Linked DNA regions of Mus musculus: region 1 is linked to region 2. A link is a contact called in ENCODE Hi-C or POLR2A ChIA-PET data. All regions are on one chromosome and are shown on one strand. The core of a region is the stretch at or near the end of the contact, and the rest is flanking DNA. Distances in the headings are between cores, read along the strand shown. Region 1 holds the start of Zfp36 (zinc finger protein 36). Region 2 holds the start of Fbl (fibrillarin).

Region 1 (5,571 bases), core at 1,366-3,865, 210 kb before region 2:
AAGGGAGCATAAGTGGGGCCTGGATTCCTGGTGCTGAAGGAGGTGATCTGTGTGTCTGGACCACTGGACAAGGAAAGGAACGGGTTGAGAGCCAAGGCACAAGGTGTGGGGCAGAAAAGAGCTAGCACCTGGCCCCGTATTTTAGATGACGACACACTTTGTGAGTCCTACGGCTTAAAGTCTTCATTTTCAGAGGGGTTGTCCTGCTTAAACCGTCTTCTATCCCCAACGCCCGCATCCTTTAGAGAGTAGCCCAATACCAGGCATCCAAGCTTTAATCCCAGTGACTCAGCAGATAGAGGAGGGGGCCAGGCTGAGTCAGGAATGGCAAAAGGTTCCCAGTCTCCAGGGAATCGAAACTGGAATTACTCCTCCATGATCCAGTCCCTGCTGGCCTCCAAAAAACCCCGACATGCCCCACCCCAACCCTCGCTTTTTGCGTTTGGTCCTAAAATTGGCTGGCTCAGGGATTTGTAAACTGGGCGGGAGGCAAGTTTTTGTGCCCCTCCTTCCCTTCTTTTCCCGTTGTCCTCGAGACTGTTTACAACAGACTGGAACCCTGGTTACAAGAGAAGGAACCCAAGCGTCCGGGCTGAGCGTCCTCGTCACGGCTTCCAGGAAGCCCCCCCTCCCCCGCCCTAAGCGAGTGAGTCACGGGCGAGCGGGAGGCCGCAACCGTGCCACAGCAGCCTATGGCCCGCCCTGCTCACGGGACCAGCCCAGGAAGGCCCCTTGGCCCCAGAAAGCGCTGCACCAGGGATTCCCCCCAACCCCCTCTCCTATGAGGCAAGCCAGTAAGTAGCCTGGCAGAATCTCCCTACCTCGATACGCAACGCACCGTGTGAGAACTTCCCAGCATGGTAATTACACTCCTGGCAATGATAACCCCCATACACAAGAACTCTTTTTCACTGGAGATATCCTTGAAATAACACTTTTGACTTGGGTGTGGCGGCCATGCCTGTAATCCTAACACTACTTGGGTGGTGGAGACTGGAGGATCGCAAGTTCCAAGCCGGCTAAGGAGACCGACTGAAAAGCAAAAACCTTACAGATCTCCAGAGAGTTGAGTTAAGACTGCTTGCATTACTAGAAACCCATTCAACGTTGAAGGTGGCCCATTCTTTCAATAGAGCAGAGCTTCCTCCCTAATAAAAGACGTAAGCTGTTCCAACCTTGAGTTTTCGGAAGCAAAACCTCTTAATTTAAACTGCAGCTTGGGTAAATGTGCTATCCAGCCATGCTAGACTAGGGGGTTGGAAGGGCACTGCTGAGCTACAGCTCAGAGCGGTCCCTACCTGGACCAACTGTCTTACAGGTTCTGTGCCTTCAGGTTTAAGTTTTTATTTCGCCTTTCTATCTTTCTGTAACCCACTTCCTCGCCTAGATTTGTTTCCCAGTCCCCTCTCCCTGTCTTACTGTCTCCCCACTTTGTAAATGTCATCTTTTTTTCTTTCTATAATAGGGTTGGCTCTAAGGAGTACATACCAAGTCGCTGAGACTTCGTTTTACTTCCTCCTTACCTTCGTGGTTTCTCTTTTTTTTTTTTTTTTTTTTTAAAAGTAGGACCTGGAACTCAATCAATAGCTTAGTCTGACATTGAACGCCTGATCCCCCTTCCTCCACCTCCAAATGCCAAGATTACAACCATATGCCACTGTCTTGTCTTTTGTTTTGTTTTTCAAGACAGGGTTTCTCAGCCGAGCATGGTGACACACGCCTTTGATCCCAGCACTCCGGAGGCAGAGGCAGGCGGATTTCTGAGTTCAAGGCCAGCCTGGTCTACAAAGTGAGTTCCAGGACAGCCAGAGCTATACAGAGAAACCCTGTCTCGAAAAACAAAAACAACAAACAAACAAAAAAGACAGGGTTTCTGTGTGTAGTCCTGGCTGTTCTGGAACTCACTCTGTAGACCAGGCTAGCCTCGAACTCATAGAAATCCGTCTGCTTCTGCCTTCCAAGTGCTGAAATTAAAAGTTTGGGCCATCAGTGATCTGGCATCTTTTTACTTCCTAAGAAAAGGGTCTCACCAAGTTACTCAAGCTGCCCTAGAACCCACTGTATAGTGGAGCCAGGCCTTGAACTACCAGTCTCCTGCCTCAGCCTCCCTGAGGGGCCGGAATCACAGTCCTAAACCAGCAGATCCTACTTGTGAATGTCTCTCACTGTCTCTTTGTTTTTCTCTCGGCTTCTGGCCATCTCTGTCTCTTCCAACTTGTCTCTCCCCGCCCCCGTCTGTCTCACACGCACACGCCCTCAGTCTCTGCCCTTGTCAATTGTCCCTAGAGCCCTGCCCCCACTTCTGCCCCAGTTCTCTTCCCGACTGCCTTCCACCTCTGAAAAACACTAGGACGCCCCGCTACCATCACCTCCAGTTGGTCGTACACAACCCTCCCTACTACCCCCCGAGAGGGGCCGGAGCTGCGGGAGGGCCAAGTTCAGGCACATTTTGCATGCTAACCAGCAGATAGGCGGAAGGGGCCTAGTACCAGGCCGGCCGAGCTACGCCGCGGGGGCGCGTCCCGGAAGCTCTAGTGGCCACGCCCCCAGGCCGCCCCATAAAAGGAGAAAGCTCCTGCTGCGGGCCACAGCCTGACTTCTGCGAACCGACAGTCGGTCTCTTCACCAAGGCCATTCGCGCCACCATGGATCTCTCTGCCATCTACGAGGTGAGTACCTGTTAGACAGCATCCCGGGATCCCCGACGCACCAAACTTAGGCCCGGGACGCCTCCGTACCTTCTCAGACTAGCCCTGGCTGGCTGGAAATGAGAGAGGGAGCCAGCGAGCCTAGCGCCTCGGTCCAGATACCGGCGATCCCCTTGGGACGAAAAGCTGGCACACTGCTGTCACTCGCGTAGGGCGGAAGCGGCATCACACCTGTCTAGTGCCCTTCGCTGCCCATGGCGCGGTTTGGTGGCCAAGCAGGTGCTAAGGTTGAGGTAGGGGGGGAGTTGACAGGGTAAGAGTTCTAGAGAGATCTGGCCTCCTGGGTCAGCTTTGGCCGGCTCCTTCAAGTTGTGAAACGAGCGCCCGGTGGGCGGTCATATGGGGGGGGGGGGAGTCCTAGAGGCCCAAAGTTGGCGAGCAGCAGTGTGCTTTGATTTGGGGGGGAACCCTCTCTCGATCGGGGATACTGGGCTTCCTAGATCCTTCTGGATTACCTTCAGTCATGTGGAAACACTCAAATCTCTGTAGTCAGGTTCTCCCTGGAGTTTGTGTGAGCCGGGTGGGGCTCAGGCCGAGAACCCACAAACCGGACTGGCAAGCTCGTGAAGTGCTTTACAACAGGGGCGGGGCGACGTCACCTTACCTTTTCTGGTGGCCTAACCGAACCCTGTTCCTCTCAGAGCCTCCAGTCGATGAGCCATGACCTGTCATCCGACCACGGAGGAACCGAATCCCTCGGAGGACTTTGGAACATAAACTCGGACTCCATCCCGTCTGGGGTCACCTCTCGCCTGACTGGCCGCTCCACTAGCCTGGTGGAGGGCCGAAGCTGTGGCTGGGTACCCCCACCCCCTGGTTTTGCACCTTTGGCTCCCCGCCCAGGCCCTGAGCTGTCACCCTCACCTACTTCGCCTACTGCAACTCCCACCACCTCCTCTCGATACAAGACCGAGCTCTGTCGGACCTACTCAGAAAGCGGGCGTTGTCGCTACGGGGCCAAGTGCCAGTTTGCTCACGGCCTGGGTGAACTTCGCCAAGCCAATCGCCACCCCAAGTACAAAACGGAACTCTGCCACAAGTTCTACCTCCAGGGCCGCTGCCCCTATGGCTCTCGATGCCACTTCATCCACAACCCCACCGAGGACCTAGCTCTCCCTGGCCAGCCCCATGTGCTGCGACAAAGCATCAGCTTCTCCGGCTTGCCCTCAGGCCGCAGAAGCTCGCCGCCACCTCCAGGCTTTTCTGGCCCTTCCCTGTCCTCTTGTTCCTTTTCGCCTTCCAGCTCCCCACCGCCCCCTGGGGATCTTCCACTTTCCCCTTCTGCCTTCTCTGCTGCCCCTGGGACCCCTGTGACTCGAAGAGACCCTAACCAGGCCTGTTGCCCCTCCTGCCGAAGGTCTACTACCCCCAGCACCATCTGGGGGCCCTTGGGTGGCCTGGCTCGGAGCCCATCTGCCCACTCTCTGGGATCCGATCCTGATGACTACGCCAGCAGCGGCAGCAGCCTGGGGGGGTCAGACTCACCTGTCTTTGAGGCAGGGGTGTTTGGGCCTCCCCAGACCCCTGCACCCCCAAGGCGTCTCCCCATCTTCAATCGTATCTCTGTCTCTGAGTGACAAGTGCCTACCTACCCAGTATGGATCAGCTAGATCTCAAAGAGAGGGCAGGGACTGCTCATTGCTGTGGGGACCTGGGGCACTCCTCTAAGTTAATAAGTCCCATCTTCTGGACATTCCAAGATGCAATAACCCATTTCCCTGGTGCTGGGCTGGGGCAGGTCCCTAGTTTGCAAATTCAGTGTTTGGGTGGATCCGTTCCTAGGGTACCTAAGATGTTTGAGGGAGACAGTTGACAGTTGGTCTTCCAGGCCCCAAGTCTTCTGTTGTTTTTGAGATAGGAGCTTATTATGGTACCCCAGGCTGGCTTTGAACTCAATATAATCCTGCCTTAGCCTTTTCCAAGTTCTGGGGTTACAGGTATGCACCAGCCCCTCTGCAACTCTGGTCTCCTGGAATCTTAAGTGCTGTGAAGAGCCGGCTCCCACAATACTATCCTAATTTTTACTAGACCCTGAAGTTCAGTGTCCGGTGGTCGAAGCCTCTCCTGAGAATCCTGGTGCTCAAATTTCCCTCCTAAAGCAAATAGCCAAAGCCATTGCCAAATCCCTTCTCCCCCAACCAGTGGGCCCTTTATTTATGACGACTTTATTTATTGTATTAAGATTTTATAGTATTTATATATATTGGGTCGTCTACTCCGTTTTTCTTTTTGTAATGTTAAAACTGATACTGTATTAAGTATATGCTATAATATATTAATATATTGCTACCGTACAAGTCTATTTTTTGGGGGGGGTTGGAATTTTTAAATAAAATCTTGAGTGTGAACTGAGATGAAATTTGTCTTTTTCGCGGCTCACAGCCTTGTGATGGTGGGTAAACTGACCTCCAGACCTTTCCGTGAGCAGTGCTGCCTGGGGGCGCTTACCTGGCAGGAAGTGACGTTACCAGCCCGGGTGTTCACCTGAGGAGGCGTGGCGAGATGAGGTCACCCAGTAGGAACAAGGAGAGCTAGTTCTGGCGTAAGGGGTGCTCTGGTCCTGTCCCTCCGGCTCTTGACCCAGCTCGGGCAGGAACGGGATGTTTCCGTCCCCACAGGGCCAAGGAAGGAGGGCGGGGTGGGGCGGGGCGGCGAGGACGGAATGTGCGGGAAGGCGAGCCCAGGCGGCCAGGGTCAGGGGTCACCCAAAGCCGGGGGCCCTAGGGGACTCTGAACCCTGCGCAGACAGCTTGGGCGGACTTGATAGAGGACTTTTTTTAGTTTAACTTTTTTTTTAAATAAAGTCGACCCTAGCTCAAACTTATCTGAACTCTCAGCAACCTCCTGCTGGGATAACAAGCTC
Region 2 (5,723 bases), core at 674-3,173:
GAATGCCAGGAAGCACTTTATCAGCTGAGCCATATCCACAGCCCTGGATTCTGCCTCAGAGAAACCACTTGTTTTCATTCAGAAGAGAATGGTGTCCTGTAGCTCATATGGGAGGATGGCTATGCTACTGTTACTCAAGACCCTAAAGTAGCAAAGGTCTATGGGAATGATAGAAAAATCAAGGAACTGTATACACAAGAGTACTGAGGAGAAGAGCCACTAGCTCCAACCCTGGGCCTGACAGAACAGAGATCTGGCAAGCTGTTGGCATCCTCATGGCGACCGGTAGATAGCAGGGTCAACTCAGACACATAATACTCAATGTGTTATCAGGATCCATTTCTGGTCCTGGGGTTTTGAGGAAAATGAACCGAAAGGACTCACTACTCAACAAGACTTTTATGTTCACACACAGTCTGCTGTTTTAGAATCTGCTTTTCTCTACAAGTCTCCCCACCTCCAAACTAGCAACTCCAGCAACTGCTGCAATCACATGCCTGCAACCCAGCCACTTGGGAAGCCGAGTCTGAGGCTAGCCTAGGCTATTACAATAAGATGCCATTTCAATACACAAACATGAAAATAAAGGACCTTGTTGAGAATCGTCCACCATACTTTGTAGCACACCTCTGTTTAAAACAATCTCCCCCAAAGCTGCTTCGTATTCAAGACACAAACTGTCACAGAAGATTCGACTGTTCAACAATTCTCATTCTATCGTGTGATGGAGAAAGGTTGAGGGGAAAGCACAAATCACAGGATGCCAGGAGAACATCCAGACTAGCAATCCCTCCACCTTACTTCCCCAGACATCCAGAACAGAGCCCCAGATAGATATTCAACATGTCTGGGAGGGAGAGATGGGTCACTATCGCCTGCAGTGACTTACTCTCCATCTGTCCACAGGAACATGTGTGTCCACGCCAGACAAAAACCTGCAGTGGTGAAAACTGATCCTTCGGCAACAGGAAAAGCTCATGCTATCACGACTAATGTAGAACAGACTGGTGTTACAAACTCATTATCTAACTGTCTCCGCTTTCCGAGTGCTAGGATTGACAGCCCAGAGTAACCTATCACCAAGAAAACCACTTATCCATTAAGAACTCAAGAGAGAAACGAGAACTTTCTATTGTCAAAGCCAGAACTCTCGCCATCATCCACCATACAGTGGGCTCATCAGAAAAAAACGCGGGAAATAGGTGAGATGGATACATTTGTCAGGCCAGCCGTGGTGGCGCACGCCTTTAATCCCCGTACTCTGGAGGTAAAGGCTGGTGGATCTCGGCCAGCTAGGATCACGTGACAAGACGCTCTCAAAATCCAAACCTAAACCAACCCCTCTCAATTCCAATCACCTACCCCGCTAATAGCCGGGCTAGTAAAGTCGCTCTCACTACAGAGCAGGGACTCCCAGGTCCCCAGAGCCTCTACTCCTACAAGCCTTGGGTCCCGCCCCTCCCGGAAGCGCGGCGAGCGCCAGCCTGTGCACGCGAGCGCCGCACACCACGGAGCCGGAGATCCTCATTTACCCGGGGGGAAGCTGGGTTGGGGACCAAGGTATCGTTGACAGGGAGTGACAGTGGGTGACGGCGGCAACAGGGAAGGCTTGGGGTGGAGACAGGGGCCCTTTCATCTGCGACCCAAGTCGGATCCCCTAAAGCAATGCTCGGAGATCCAAGCCCCAACTCTGGGTCAGGGTCTGGAGGGCCGCACCGGCCGCTCTGAGGCGGCAAGCTTGTAGGCCGGCCGGTGAGCCGAGCTCACGGCCACATCCCCCGGCCCCGAGCGGCCGCGGTCCCCGCCCGCCGCGCCTAGAGCCCCCGACTCCTGCCCGCACCGTGGTCCTTACCTGGCTTCATTACTGCGTTCTGGTCGCGCGATTCAGGCAACCTGCGGCGTCCCCGACTCCACGAGTCTCAGGCTTTCGCACGTGGAAAGGAGCGCCTGCGCGCGGTGACGCACGGCGAGTGACGGAAGCGCGTAACCACGCCCCTTAGACGCGCGTCCCGTCTCCCGGAAGTCGGAGTCGGCCCCTTGGGTGGGAGTTCTGAATCCTTTTCCGGCTCTGTCGTGTCTCTACGCTCCTCACTTTTTCCTAGAGTGGCAAATTTTATCACAAGTGCGCTGCGACTTTTCCTCTCACTTATGCTAGCACTCCAGGAATCAGGGGTTATACCGATTTTTAAAAATTTATTATTTTTCAAAGACTTTAAATTTTTAAAATTTTATCCTTAGAAGTGTTTAGCTTGCATATTCGTCTGTCTGTGCACCACGCATACGCCATGGAAGTCAGGAGAAGGCGTCAGATCCCCTGGAACTAGAGTTACCGGCAATTAATTGTGAGCCGCCAAATAGGTGCTGAGACCCGAACCTGAGTCTTCATCAAGAGCATTATGTTCTCTTCACAGCTGAGCTATCTCTCCAGCACAGCCTTATGTTTCTGTTTGTTGTTGAGGTTTGTATTTTATGACAGGGTTTTGCAGTGGGGTCCAGGCTGAGCTGGAACTCGGGATCTCCTATGGTACACTTCGCTTTTCTATTTCTCCTTCCTTTTCCTTTTCCGCTCAAAGAGCTCCCTCCTTTACAGCGAAGAACAGGCATCTCACTGCTTCTGCTCTCTACCCCTGGCCTCTTACTGGAAATCTTCACTCACCCAAATGTTGTCGCAGCTGCTCCCAGGCCACTGCTGGTTTGCAGTTGTTTCTGCCTCTGTTCCTCCTCTTCAGGTCATGAATTCAGCCCACCCTACTGATAAAGATCACATCAGTCGAGCAACAACTGTTGCAGAAGGCCCAGTGTTAATGTTGCACCACCAGGAGGCAGCACAGGAGCGACCGGTCTCCAGAAGAAGCGTCCTAATAGCCAGAACTTACAGCCTTCCGTGCAACTGAAAGATCATTTGCACTAACCGCTGACTTTTTGTTGGGTTACCAGGGGAAATGGTTTCCCTCTGGCCTTGGTGAAGTGGCTGCCAAGGATTATAGAGGCTTCTGATGGCAAAAAGTCCATGTTAAACTCTTGGGGATAGTCAGGGCCAGGATAGTGCCTCCTAGAGCAGGAGTTGTCTTTTAGCATTAAGTGGTGGTCCATGCAGTATAGCTTCCTGGAGGTGTCTGTGGAGCATTCAAGAGCTGCCAGGCTGCCATGACAGTAGACCAGCTGGCTGCCAAGAGGGGTTTGCTTGGATGGTAGTCATTCAAGGCAGCCAAGTGCCAGGGAAGGGCTGGATGGTTGCCAGGGTGACAAATCACCCTAGCATCCAGCACTGGTTTTTGTTTTGTTTTAGACAAAATAAGCATTAAAGGGGATTCTTACAAGCCTGTAAGACACTGAAATGTTTTAGTGCTTACACATTGTGTGTGTATGTGTTCACGAGTGTGTGTGTGCCCACACACATGCAGGTATGCAGAGAATGGAGGAGGATGTACGGTGTTCTGCTCTATCACCCTCTCTCTTATTCTCTTGATTTAGGATCCTCACTGAACCCGGAGCTAGGCTGGTGGCCAGAAAGTCCCCTGTCTCACCACTACCACCCCAGCCCTGGTGTTACAGACACACAGGTGACCACTTCAATTTTTTAAGACAGGCATTAGGATTTGAACTCAAGTCCTCATGCTTGCTCAGCGCAAGATTTCTTACTTGCTGAGATACCTCCCAAGCTCCTAGGATTTCTTAAAAAATTAATTTAAATTCTTTCTTTCATTCTTTTTTTTTTGTTTGTTTGTTTGTTTGTTTGAGACAGGGTTTCTCTGTGTATCCCTGGCTGTCCTGGAACTCACTCTGTAGACCAGGCTGGCCCCAAACTCAGAAATCCGCCTGCCTCTGCCTCTCAAGTGCTGAGATAAAAGGCGTGCACCACCACTGCCTGGCTATTTTTATTATTATTATTATTTATTTAAAAAGTTCAATAAGGTCTGAACTTGGCAAGTACTATGTAAGAGTCAGCTAGGAAGTACTAGTTGTGAAGGTATGAGAGGGGTCGTGGAGAGCAGCTGAGATTTGGTAACATATGGCGGTGTTAGAGTCCCTGTGGAGAGGTCACTCGTGAAGGTGTGGCCTCAATTACAAAGGAGGTCCCAGGTTACTGCAGATGCCAAGACTGCTGAATGTCCACCAAGAACAGCGGCAGGTGTGATGTGGAACCAGGTTAAACCTGAGACAAGCTGTGTGCTGAGGACTGCAGAGTTGGAGAAGCTGGACTACCCAGGCTTTTGGGTGCTGGTGGGACTGATATAGGGCTGAGCCCTGCACTAGTGCTTGGAATTTTTAAAGAAACCTTGGACTTTTAGACTGCTGAAAAAATTTAAAGACTTAAATGTTTGACTGTGTTTTAAATTATGACATTCACACAAGACTTTGGGGGACAAGGAATTAAATGGTTATGCTTAAGGTGAAGTTTTTGTGGATCAACTTGATAAGGGATGGAGTGTCCTAGAAGAGTCCACTGGGGGTGGTACCATTCCTAGGCATGTGGTTGTAGGCTGTATAAGAAAACTCGGTAAGCACAAGCCTGGAAGGAGCCAGCAAGCAATGCTCCTCCAGTGTTTCTACTCTGATCTTGCTCGGGTTCCCAACTTTCCTCAGTAATTGATGGCAACCTGCAAAATGCAGTAAAGTCCTTACCTCTCCTAAGTTGCTTAGGCCATGGTATTGGACATAGCAACAGAATGAAGCTAGAATATAAGATTGGATCCTCACTCTCCTCAGTGCCCTTTCTCTCTGTGACTCTCTCCACCCTTGGGGATTGTCCAGCCATATTGGTCCACAAGGTGGGGTGTGTGTCAGAAGCCCTGTGAGTACATATGGTGAAGGGTGGCACTGCCACCACCAGATGCAGGGAGACAGATCAACTTTACTTGGGGTGATCCAAGGCTTATATAATTTTGGAGACTGGGCATAGGATCATCCAGGTTGGGCAAACATCACTGGCTGAAGGCTTAAGGTACCGAAATGTCTCATTAGCATGGGGAAGCATTTCAGGAATCTAGGGTGCTAGCTAACCAGGTTCTTCACAGGAGAAAGGAAGTTGAGCTTAGGCTATGTGATATTCCACAGGTAGAGGGGTGTGTGTGTGTGTGTGTGTGTGTGTGTGTGTGTGTGTGAACTTCCCATGCAAGGTCAGAGAAGGAGAATCCCTGCCAATGAAGGGAGTCCTCCATATTTCGCTGAGCTCCAGAAGGCTCTCCGGTCAATGGTGGACTTCAACCTTAATTAGCAGAGTTTTCCTGCACTCTCTGCCTCTTGGCTAAGCCAGTAATTTTGAAAGCTACTAGGCTGTGCTTTCATTTCCCTCACCAGAACTATCAATTTCCAAGTTATGTCTACTCTGTTGGTGATTTTTAAAAAAGGTTTATTTATTTATTATATGTGAGTACACTGTAACTGTCTTCAGACACACCAGAAGAGGGCGTCAGATCTTATTACAGATGGTTGTGAGCCACCATGTGGTTGCTGGGATTTGAACTCAGGACCTTCAGAAGAGCAGTCAGCGCTCTTAACCACTGAACCATCTCTCCAGCCCCCTGTTTGTGATTTTAACTTGCCCCAAACTCCAGCCCAGTCGGAAGCTCAGCTCTGTGTATCCCATTTTCCACCCATCCCAGGCTGTCTCTCAACCTTACGCCTCTAGTGGGGAAGTTCCAGGCATCATCAGGCCCATCGACCCACTGACCTGCTTACCTCTTCATCATGCCTTACCCACTTGGGACCACACTGCCCCC

Evidence for each region. A loop is a pair of places that touch in the nucleus more often than their neighbours do. ChIA-PET counts read pairs that join two places held with the same protein, here RNA polymerase II (POLR2A).
Region 1: a loop to region 2 is called in a map of regulatory T cell, with 2.3 times the contacts of the local background. The contact joins the promoter of Zfp36 here to the promoter of Fbl in region 2. A Hi-C loop is called at or near these places in 1 of 37 maps with a recorded cell type or tissue (regulatory T cell). POLR2A ChIA-PET finds 5 or more read pairs at or near these places in 2 of 5 experiments (Patski and embryonic stem cell).

Annotation. Positions count from the first base shown.
Region 1 is chr7:28,376,272-28,381,842 of GRCm38, reverse strand. It overlaps Zfp36 (zinc finger protein 36), which reads left to right and starts at 2,615. Exons shown (of 2, transcript NM_011756.4): 1 at 2,615-2,669; 2 at 3,350-5,059. The coding sequence starts at 2,646. The coding sequence ends at 4,285.
Region 2 is chr7:28,165,948-28,171,670 of GRCm38, reverse strand. It overlaps Fbl (fibrillarin), which reads right to left and starts at 1,923. Exons shown (of 9, transcript NM_007991.3): 1 at 1,853-1,923. The coding sequence starts at 1,862. Gm31024 (a long non-coding RNA gene) reads left to right here and starts at 2,809. Exons shown (of 2, transcript XR_001778069.2): 1 at 2,809-3,563; 2 at 3,746-4,398.